Regions from separate parts of the Homo sapiens genome. Here regions 2 and 3 are each linked to region 1. A link is a contact called in ENCODE Hi-C data. All regions are on one chromosome and are shown on one strand. The core of a region is the stretch at or near the end of the contact, and the rest is flanking DNA. Distances in the headings are between cores, read along the strand shown.

The links. A loop is a pair of places that touch in the nucleus more often than their neighbours do. Pooled maps may share reads with other maps.
Region 2: a loop to region 1 is called in a pooled map, with 13 times the contacts of the local background. The contact joins the promoter of MED6 here to the promoter of RBM25 in region 1. A Hi-C loop is called at or near these places in 5 of 50 pooled maps.
Region 3: a pooled map shows a loop between it and region 1 (16-fold over the local background). The contact joins the promoter of TMED10 here to the promoter of RBM25 in region 1. A Hi-C loop is called at or near these places in 5 of 50 pooled maps.

The regions. Positions count from the first base shown.
Region 1 is chr14:73,056,703-73,060,484 of GRCh38, reverse strand. RBM25 (RNA binding motif protein 25) reads right to left here and starts at 1,951. Exons shown (of 19, transcript NM_021239.3): 1 at 1,780-1,951. It overlaps RBM25-AS1 (RBM25 antisense RNA 1), which reads left to right and starts at 1,032. Exons shown (of 2, transcript NR_184256.1): 1 at 1,032-1,209; 2 at 1,728-3,655. RefSeq lists enhancers at 1,847-2,386, 1,439-2,638, 1,710-2,674.
Region 2 is chr14:70,598,679-70,602,460 of GRCh38, reverse strand. It overlaps MED6 (mediator complex subunit 6), which reads left to right and starts at 1,806. Exons shown (of 8, transcript NM_005466.4): 1 at 1,806-1,845. The coding sequence starts at 1,824. RefSeq lists an enhancer at 1,105-2,304.
Region 3 is chr14:75,175,014-75,178,795 of GRCh38, reverse strand. TMED10 (transmembrane p24 trafficking protein 10) reads left to right here and starts at 2,184. Exons shown (of 5, transcript NM_006827.6): 1 at 2,184-2,441. The coding sequence starts at 2,217. RefSeq lists enhancers at 2,034-2,273, 1,788-2,360.

The DNA.
Region 1 (3,782 bases), core at 702-3,201:
TTTTCACTAAATCATGTGTAAATAAGAAAAGTAAACTGCTAATTTGTCTGTGGACAAAAACATAACTTGAAAATTCCAAATTCCTGTTAGGTCTGAAGTAGTTACCCAATGTTAACATGGACTAGTTTTACTTTAAAAATACATTCAGAAGGCCGGGCACGGTGGCTCACGCCTGTAATCCCAGCGCTTTGGGGCCTAGGCGGGCGGATCACGAGGTCAGGAAATCGAGACCATTCTGGCCAACATAGTGAAACCTCGCCTCTATTAAAACTACAAAAATTAGCCGGGCGTGGTGGCGCGCGCCTGTAGTCCCAGCTACTCAGGAGGCTGAGGCAGGCGAATCGCTTGAACCTGGGAGGCGGAGGTTGCAGTGGCCAAGATCGCGCCACCGCACTCCAGCCTGGGCAACACAGCAAGACTCCGTCTTAAAAAAAACAACAACACAAAACAAAAAAAAAAATTACAGAGTCAGGGTTGGACTCTTACATTTCATTGAAAATCCTTAAATAACAAATTATGTCAATATAGATTTAAATGCTTATGTGTGTTACCTGGATACTGCACGAAGGATTTTACATACGTTTTTCTCAATCCCCAACCCCAATAACGTATAGATACTACTATAAATTCATTTTACAGAGGAACAAAAACCAAAGCTTAAAAGAAAAAAGAAAAAGAAAAACCAAGGCTTTAAGTTAAATGAATTAGAATACTATAAGATTCACTTGAATCATGAGTAACTTATGACCAACTTAATCCCTTTCAAGTCCTCTGAATGTTTTTGGAAATAGCCTTTAAAAAAATTAAAAGCTCCAAAGACTATACAAAAATTATTTATACATTACTGCCCACGGCCTAATACACAGAGTACTTCACACTAATACAGCAGTAGGGTGCAACAGAGGTCCAATCTCTTCCCTTCTCTTGGCTCCACTCTGCCCAGTATCAAAATGGCATTTCCATGGCAATACAAATCCATATTACATAACCTCCGAAAAATCTTCATAGTCCTACGTCTATTCCGGAAAACCGTATTTAAAAGCAGGATTGACGACCAAAGAAAAATGAGAAAGTAACATTTTAATGTGGAGCTTAGTAATCGCCTAGAATGAATGGCGATATACAGTTTACTGCACCCTCCAATGCGCAAAAGAGGCAGGATGGCAAAATTCATGACTATCTTAAGCAAGCCAGGAGACTGCTAAAAAGGTAGGTATTAGCTCAATTCCAAGGGGGTGGGGCCCAGTTCACTTGGTGGCGGGCTCTAGATGGCCAAAGAGGAAGGGAAAGATATCCGTTGGTGGCCAGCACCTCGCTAAAAAGGGTGGGTAGAGGCTAACTTCAAGGCAACGGCTGGGGCGAGAGTGTCCCAGGCCCGAAAACCTACTGTGGGGCTCCGGTAAGTAAGGGGGCTCAGGGAAGGGCTCCCCTGGGGCAGATCGATCGTTTTGTATCTAACGTGGAGCCCAGGGGGGGCAGAGACGATTCACTCCGCGGCGGAACGTGGAAGGGAAAGGGAAAGTGGGCGACAATGCAAGACGGAAAGCTCAAGCCGTAGGTCTGGCCTCCACCAGCTACGGCTGGGCCCACAGCTTTTCCAGGCCTTAGAGAAGAGAAGAAACCAAGCCTCGTGCCGACCCCTCCCCCACCCCCGCCTCCGCGCTCCCCCTTACCTCTACCCCACCCTGGCGCTTTCGCAGCCACCCCGGCTTTTCCTCCTCCACCAGCTGAGGCACCCGGTCTCCCGGTTTCCACACGCGTTCAGAGACACAAACTCACCCGCCGCTGAGGAAACGGTACTGCCTTCGCGACCTTCTGGGATCCAGGTTACGAGTGCGCTCCACTGGTTCGAGATTTCTGCCCGTCGCTCGCCAGGGAGACTGAGTGCCCAAGCGCCTACTCGCACAGGCCGCAAATACAGCCGCGCTGCGCGGCGAGCTGATGGAGGTCTTCCTCTTGCCCGGCGTGCACTGCGGCCGGGGGCGGGGAGCGCGGAACCATAGAGAAGAACGTATATAGATCGTCTCCGCTGTTGGCTCTGACTCACCAAGCCGAGACGAATAACCATAGAGAAGCAGCGTCTAGCGGTTACTAGAAAGGCCCGAACTGTAAATTATGACCCACCATGTTTGATTGGAGCCGACTGAATCTTACGACTACGGGACGCCATCTTGAGGTCAAGGTTCCGGCTGGGCACGGCGCGAGGAGTGTTAGAGGCTTTCTCACTTTTCGTAGTTTTTCGGGGGGTGGAACCTTGCTTTGTGATTCCTTGAGGTTCGAGGAACTGATAACTGGGCGCGATCTGCAACCTTAGTGTTAAACCCCAAGTGCTGTTATAACAACTACTCGAGATCAACAAATAATTGGCAAAGGCTGTGGAGGTTTTTTGAAAAGCAAAAGCTTATGCGTAGTTGTAGGGCCAAAGAGGTGGCTAGAAGATGTTTGGAAAAACGTGAAAAGTCCTGTAATACTAGTTAACACAGCTTTCGTTCTGTAATCTAAACGTGCTAAAAGAACTTAGCTTAAGTTAATGGAAATGAATAAAATTAATCATAAATGATTACGTTATTCCAATTGTGGACCTTATAGGCAATATCTAGTTACACGCCTTTCTCAACTGCTTGCCTCTAGGAAGGCATAAAACGGATTCAGTATAAAGTTATTGCCTCCCTGAGTTCCTGGTGCTGTGTTAAGTGCTGGAAGTATGAAGGCAAATGGAAGTGAGATTTGTTCCTGTCCTGCAAGAACTGTGAGCCAGGTGAAATAGATGACAAACCATGACCAGCCTAATATAAAATTGAAACATACTACACACTTCCTGCCTGCCTCCCCTACTTAATTTTACTCTAAAGCACTCATAACCATCTATCATAACATACATTTTTCTTGCTGATTTTATGGTCCGTCACTACCCCCACTAGAATGTGAATGTAAGCAATGCATGGATTGCCTGTTTTGTGCAAGAACAGGTCCTGGTACATAGCAAGCGCTCAATAAATATTTGTTGAGTGACAGAAATGATTACCGGCCGGGCGCGGTGGCTCACGCCTGTAACCCCAGCACTTTGGGAGGCCGAGGCGGGTGGATCACCTGAGGTTAGGAGTTCGAGGCCACCCTGGCCAACATGGCAAAACCCCGTCTCTACTGAAAATACAAAAATAAACTAGGCGTGGTGGCAGGCGCCTGTAATCCCAGCTACTCGGGAGGCTGAGGCAGGAGAATCGCTTGAACCCTGGAGGCGGAGGTTGCAGTGAGCCGAGATGGCACCACTGCACTCCAGCCTGGGCAACAAAGTGAGACATTGTCTCAAAAAAAAAGAAAAGAAAAGAAAAGAAATGATTAACATATGATGAGTACCAATAGAACACAAAATTTAGTGGGAGCACAAATGAGAAAGTAGCACTAATTACTACCATCTGCAAAATTTACATCCTTCTATACTTCTGCTTGCTAGGTTTCCTTACCATTAACTAAAGTTAATAATACCTTTGGCCGTGCGTGATGACGAGTGCTTGTAGTCCCAGTTACTTGGGAGACGAAATTAACTTATGTATGTTTGTACTTTGTTCAGTAAAGTGCTATTCAAATTTATAGTTTTTATAGTGCTACTCTATAATGCTATTTATTGTTTGTAAATAAAATGAGTTTCTTTTTTTGTTTTGTTTTGTTTTTGTTTTTTGAGGAGGTGTCTCTGTTTCCCAGGCTAGAGTGCAGTGACGTGATCTTGGCTCACTGCAATCTCTGCCTCCCAGTTCAAGCGATTCTTGTGCCTCAGCCTCCCC
Region 2 (3,782 bases), core at 557-3,056, 2.5 Mb after region 1:
CACATGAGTGATTTGCTTTCATCTTCCAGGTCTCATCTCAGGTATCACTTCCTCAGAGAGGCCTGTCCTGACTGTCCTACCCAAAGTGGCTTCCTCCCTATCTTGTCTTCTCTTGTTTTTGTTACCACACTTTTTAATTTATATTTCTTTATTAACTGAAACAATTAATATAAAAGAAATAGAGATGGGATCTCGCTATCTTGACCAGGCTGGTCTCCAGCTCCTGGGCTCAAGCAATCCTCCCATCTTGGCCTCCCAAAGTGCTGGGATTACAGGCGTGAGCCACCTTGCCCTGTCTTCCTCAAGTTATCTTTCTAAAATGGAAGCTTGATCACATTTCTCCCATTGCCTACAAAATAAAGGTTGAGCTTCCAGGTCTTATTTACCATGCATACCATATGTTTTATTATCTACAGATCTGCATTCTGTCACTATTCTTCCTAATCTCCTTCTAGCCTAATCAAAACACAAGGAAACAAAAAACTAGAAAAACAAAACAAAAAGCTTTATGGATCACACTTTTTATTGGACACGATACTCTTCCTTTTTGCAATGTCCTCCCACTAGGCTCCCAACCAGGCCCTCCTGAAAAATTCTCTCTCAAAACTTTACTCTGTGCATGCACATACTTCTGTTGGGACACCTATTTTATACATACCATCTCAGGCAGAAAATTCCCAAACTGAAATGTACAGGCAACGTACTTTTATTCTACGGAGTTAACAAATTTTTAATTCCTTGTCTATGAGGTTGAAAATCCCAATTAAATTTCTGGTCTTCCCCTCTTGCTCCTGGGTTGTGGTTAAATTCTTGGGGAGTCTTCACAGTACCTAAGTTTTGGAGAAGATGTAGGCACCCGCCCTCATCCCTCCTTCAGATTTTGGCATCCTCTTCCTAGTATCTGTGTGTTGTTTGCATATTTCTGTATCGTTTTGCTTTTACAGAGCCACACTGAAGCTTGAGAATCTGAGGCTTTCTGTAGCTTCCCCGTACACAGAATCATTCCCTCTTTGGAGCCTTGCTACCTACTCCAGACTACTTGGAATGCAGACATTTGCTCATTACTCTGGGACCCAGGGGTATTCCCTTTCTCTTAATCTTATTAATATTTCACTTCAGAAGCATTTCCTGTGTTGTGAAATTTTTCTCAGAGGCTTCTTTAATTGGTTTAGATTTTTAATGGATTTAGTCACATAAAAGCCAATGACTCCCAAATTCTTAAGTCCTGTCCCATCCCAATACCTGAGGCAGGGAGAAAAATATAAATGACCATCGTTCCTAAATCTGATAGCTCAGTGGATACACCCGGGGAGCTTTTAAAATTAAGAGACACTCCCAAGCACAACTCTACAGCATCAGAATTTGTTTTCTTGACGATCACAGACGATCAAGGCAGAATTCTTCCATCAGTGGTGGGCGTGGGGCGGGACTCCACTCGGTCTTTCTGTCCTCTAAGTCTTCTAATTTTTTTCCCAGTAATCCGCCCTCCCGTTCTCCTTCTTTGGCCCATCCCTCTTCTAGTCTTTCCCTGCTCCCCTGCACCAATCTTTCTGCGTCCCGTCCCCTCCCATTCCCCTACCCCACCCCACCCCACCCCACCCCACGTTTCCCGCCTCCCGCGCCTCTCCCGCTTTCCGCCCCCTCGCGTCTCCTCCCCTCCCACCCGCACCTCCACCCCCTGCCTCTCTCCTGCCCGCCCCGCCCCCTCTTCCGCTCTACGTCCCTCCTCACCCATGCGCACTCTCTTCAACCCGCTGCTTCCGGCGGCCTAGGCTTACGTTTACTTTGCGCCGGAAAGAGAACCTGTAAACGCTCTCGGAATTATGGCGGCGGTGGATATCCGAGGTATACTGTATTGCTATATTTTGTCTCTTGATTGTCTGTGGACCAGTTTGGGATGTTATAGCTCGCGGTTTCAAGGTTTAGGTTCCTTTGTGTGAAGTCTCAAGCTTTTTTGAGTGGTTTTTGTGGACAACCCAAGGCTGTGATCTAGCGAAACGTTGACGAGTTTTTTTTTTTTTCTGAGTTCTTGGAGCGTCTCTTGGAAGCGTCGGAGAGAAGGGGTTGGAAGAAGCTCTGGGTTTTGAGCTTTCAGAGCTGGAGTTTTGTTCTACACACGTATCTCTGCAACAACATTAGGGCTATTCTATTGGAGTGAAGGAATGGCGTTTAGGCAGAGAAGGGAATGGGGTAATAAGCCAACTTGATTTGATTCATCTCTTGGGACTTGGCATGGTGGCTGCCTAATTCTTTAGACCGCGCCACACGGGTCCCTGAGCATGAATCCCAGATATTTTCTTTTTTTTTGAGTCGATAATACTTTACATCGAACGTCCAGCAATTATTATGGGCAGGGGTCGTATTTTTTTCACAGCTGAACTGCAGAAGTACTCAAATATTGAATCAGTCAGTGAATAAATGTATGGAGATGTCACCCCTTAACTGCTGCTTGATCTTGGGGAGCATGTAGAGTTGTTTTTGTGTATATAGTACTTGATTTTTAAAGGGAGATGTTTGAGATGCCTTTTTTTAATATTAACTGGATTGGGGTCTAACACATTTATTACAAATATTCTCATTTATACTTATCTGGCGATCTGCAGCACTTCTGGATCATGATTTTACATACGTGTCTTTCATTATTTATTTCATCACTTGCTGATGGTTAGAATGCTGTTAGAATGCTTGGGCTATGTCAACATGTTGCCTTGCTACAGAATAAAAAAGAGAAATATTTAGTTTATAAAATGTTTTACTTATAATTCAGATTGTTAGGATCATGGCAAAGACTCTAAAATAAGAGTGTGTTTGGTGTGTTAAAGGAACAGCAAGGAGGTCAGTGTGGCTGGAGGGTAGTGAGAGAGGATGTGGGAAGGAGATGAAGTCAGAAAGGTGTTGAAAGCTATGATAAGGTCTTTGGCTTTTCCTCTGAGTAAAACGCAGAGCCATTGGAGGGGTTTCCATCAGAGGAATGATGTGATCTGACTTTTTTTTAGGACTACATTGGCTGCTGGGAACAGTGTAGGAGGGCAAGGGTAGAATTAGGAAAACCAGTTAGGAGGCCATTTCTGAAAATGTTATTTCCTGGCCTGTTGTGTATTTGGTTATTGCATGATCCAGTTATGATGAACTATCTAAATGGTCTATACTAATTATTTGGTTATTAACGCACTTCATCTGTCTCCTCCTTTATTTTATAGCACACAAAGTACATTTTACCTTTATATAATTTTTCTCGGTTGAGTCACTTGGCTCAAAACTGCCTGTCACCTTGAATTAGGTCTGACTTCTTTGAAGATGCCTGAGGTAATGACAGTATAAGAGAGATTGAAGTTTTTCAACCAGTATTGTATAGGCATTTTGATGTTCATGATTTACACCTAGTGGTGTTCAGTACAGTCAGTGGTATGAAGCATCATGAAAGCCAATAGCCAATACAAGCTCATTTATTAAAAGTATCTAGCTCTATCATGTCTTTTTAAAAGCTATGATTTAATTCTACGCTAAATATGAAACCGTGTGGCTGTAGTTAAGGGAACTCTACTTCCTGTTTATCCCTTAGCTTTTACATCATTATCATCTCATCTACAATAATAGCTTCCTAACTTCTCTATCCCTAATTGAGAGATCTCAAACTGGTAGCTATAGATGTGTTCTCTTGGGCATACATGTTATTTGAAAATTTTGAATTCCTTGCCAGCATTAAGGATTTCCAATAAAAAAAAAAGTCCTTTCTAAATTTTAAATCTTATCACTTCTTCACCTAATGAAATTATTCTCTA
Region 3 (3,782 bases), core at 935-3,434, 2.1 Mb before region 1:
GACCTCAAGTTATCCGCCCGCCTTGGCCTCCCAAAGTGCTAGGAGTACAGGTGTGAGCCACCGCCTCTGGCCTGCTTTACAGTTCTTTAACAAATGTCATGAAGTATTTTTTCTTTAACAGTATAATTATTTGGCCTCTCAGAACCTCGGTTTCCTCATCTGTAAAATGAACAGATTGTCCAGACTATTTCACAGGGTTTTTGAAAATGTCAGAGGAGATCATTATGATATGTGAAAATATTTTAAATTGCATTATCTATTATGTAAATGTAAGATGGAAATTTAAAGGAAACACATACACAGTTTTTTCATGGGTTGAGATCTCTTGCTATTGGTCAGCAGAGCCTCAGGAATGCAAGTAGACAATGAATTAGATAACTGCTTATACTGATTCCCTGCATTGGCAGGGAAAAGGCCAATGCAAATTATCAGGATGTACTGTGTGGACTACCAATCTTATCTTAGATCAGTGATACAACAATCCAACTAAATGCTCCTAAGTGGACACCTCATAAAATAATTATTGTATGGCATTTGTCAAAATTTTAAATGCTTTACAGCTCCTTTGTTTGTTCTTGTTTTGTCTGTGGGATTTCATTTCTAGGAAAATAACTAAATGGACTAAGTTTAAAAAAAAAAAACACCAATCATGTACATTACTAAGGGCAGACAGTCCATCTTCTGGATATTTCTGAAGATGCTCAATAAACGTTAATCAAAGTAGGTAATGATTCCCAACATGGGCTATTGTGTCTTCCACGTTTATTTTCTACACTTGATGTTAGCCAAAAGGCCAAGGAGCAATTCCATTTTCTTTCTTTCCTTCTTTCTTTTCTGAGACAAGTCTCACTCCGTCGCCCAGGCTGGAGTGCAGTGGCGCCATCTCAGCTCACTGCAACCTCCATCTCCCGGGTTCAAGCAATTCTCTGCCTCAGCCTCCTGAGTGGCTGGGATTACAGGCGCCCGCCACCAAGCCCAGCTAATTTTTTTGTATTTTTAGTAGAGACGGGGTTTCACCATCTTGGCCAGGCTGGTCTTGAACTCCTGACCTCGTGATCCACCCGCCTCAGCCTCCCAAAGTGCTGGGATTACAGGTGTGAGCCACCGCGCCTGGCCGTTTATTTTAATATATTCTTCAGCTCTGAATATTTGCTAGTATCCCAGTAATAGTTTGTTAAATCAATAAACGTGTTGACATACATGCATAGCATAATGTCTGGCACACAGTAGGTACTCCATTGAATGAATGCATGAATTATTACCGTGTCAATTTGCTTGTCTATTTGCAAATGTTAATAGTTAATTTGATCCCTAAAGTGTTTGTGAACTTAAAACACACACATACGCACTTTCCCTGACAACGCTTATCTGCTAACCCCTTAATTATGTTCATCTGAGACTGGACCAAAACATGTTGTTTTATTCAATTTAAATACCAAATTCAAATTTATTTTGAATATAGCTTAGAACACATTCAATGTTTGCTAAAATAATAATAATAATAATAATAATAATAATAATAATAATACCATGTACATTCAGTTAGCCAGACAATTACTCCAGCCCAAATACCCTGCTATGGGACATGAACCGGATGTCTGCCCGGCACACATTCATCAGGTGACCCCTAAAACTTCTTCTCTAAGGTCCACACTGTCTAATAGCCAAGTTGAAATCTTTCCTCGAAATTTTCCTCTCTAGTGTCTCAGTGCCCCAGGTGTCATCAAGGTGTCAAAGGCGCTTGGGAGTGCCTGCAAACCGCCCCATCCCCGGAGACACAGCCTCATTCCCCGCCCTCGCGCCTAGGCGGCCGGTGGGCGGGCCCAGCGAAGGGCCTTGTGGCTGTTTCCTATTGGGGCTTGGTTGCTATGGTGTCACTCGCCTTTAAACTCGTGGGTACATCTTTCGGAAATTAAAGGAGAATTACTTCCAGGGCTGCCCATACTTGCCATGGCCGACTCAGTAGTCACTAACTTCAACAAAAATAAAACTGTTGCAATAGTATTCTATTAAAGCTTCTTTAACTGCTTAAACTTGCGGTTTTGACATGGTACCTATCCTTTCTTCCCTTTTCAAAAGATTCGCTATAGAGTCTTTCTCTACATGCCAGTCTCCAAAATGGCGCGGACGGCATCAGAAGGTCAGAGGTGAGTCACGTGGGTCCCCCCGGTTCCGGCGCGGTTGAGGCCTTCGGTGGTGAACGAGTCTCCAGCACCATGTCTGGTTTGTCTGGCCCACCAGCCCGGCGCGGCCCTTTTCCGTTAGCGTTGCTGCTTTTGTTCCTGCTCGGCCCCAGATTGGTCCTTGCCATCTCCTTCCATCTGCCCATTAACTCTCGCAAGTGCCTCCGTGAGGAGATTCACAAGGACCTGCTAGTGACTGGCGCGTACGAGATCTCCGACCAGTCTGGGGGCGCTGGCGGCCTGCGCAGCCACCTCAAGGTGCGGCATTGGGCGACGTGGGGCCGGGAGGGAAGACGGCAGGCTTAGGCGAGGGGAGGCTCGGGTTCGGGGGAGTCGGGCCGGCGGAGGCCTGGGAGTTGTTCTGGCCTCCCGGGAGCGCAAAGGACGTGCGGTGGAGCCCGCCCCCTCACCCCGCTGGTTGCCTGTCGCGGGGCGGGGCGGGTCACCAACGCCTGGGAACCCCAAGAAGGGCTGCGAGGCTTTGGCGGATGTGGTGACACCTGAGCTGGGGCGGTTGTCAACGTCCTATACCAGTTTTGGTCTCAGATACATTGAACCGTAATTTGGTTCTCCAAATAAATGTTGGGGTGTTGAATATTTATACGGATTGGCATCATAAGATACCGCGATACCTGCAGGAAAGTAAAGGAGACAGAGCTAACCGTGATTAATAAAATGTTATTTATTGAGCATCTGCTGTGTCAGTTACTGTGCTACTTTGCATATATTACCATTTGGTTCATGCACTACCCTATGAAGTAGGTAGGTACTGTTAGCCCCATTTTACAAATGAGGAAACTGAGACTCAGAGGTAGGATAAACTAGTAAGTGTCACAGATGGAATAGATTCTTTTTTTTTTTTCAAAATTATTATTATACTTTAAGTTCTAGGGTACATGCGCACAACTTTCAGGTTTGTTACATATGTATACATGTGCCGTGTTGGTGTGCTGCACCCATTAACTCGTCATTTACATTAGGTATGTCTCCTAATGCTATCCCTCCCACCTCCCCCCACCCCACGACAGGCCCCGGTGTGTGATGTTCCCCACCCTGTGTCCAAGTGTTCTCATTGTTCAATTCCCACCTATGAGTGAGAACATGCGGTGTTTGGTTTTCTGTCCTTGCGATGGAATAGATTCTTACTTAGTTTGGTAGTTAAGTATGTTGAGGGAAAAGCGCTGCAACCTTATTCCTTCCTTGTTTTAAATTTGTAATTTCTGTAGTTGATTAAAGTCGATTATTGGTTACAAAATGGTCTCAGTCTCTAGTCCTTTTTCTTTGGTATGCCAGAATCTGGACTTGGCTCTTTTATGTAAATACCAACTATGCTCTTGGATGGTGACAACTACTGCCATAATACCAGTTTGATTCTGTTTTGTAGCTAAGAGTAGCCTGGCCTGGTCTTTGAGACATTAATATAATTTGATATCTGTCAGTATTTGGTTGCATTTTAGGTAATTTTATTCATTCACAATAAGCAAAGTGTCTTTTTTTTTCTTTGTAACACAATGGGGCTTTTGTTATACTAAATAGAAACATTTTTACTTTTTTTTTTTTTTTTTTTTTTTTTGAGACGGAGTCTTGCTCTGTCGTCCA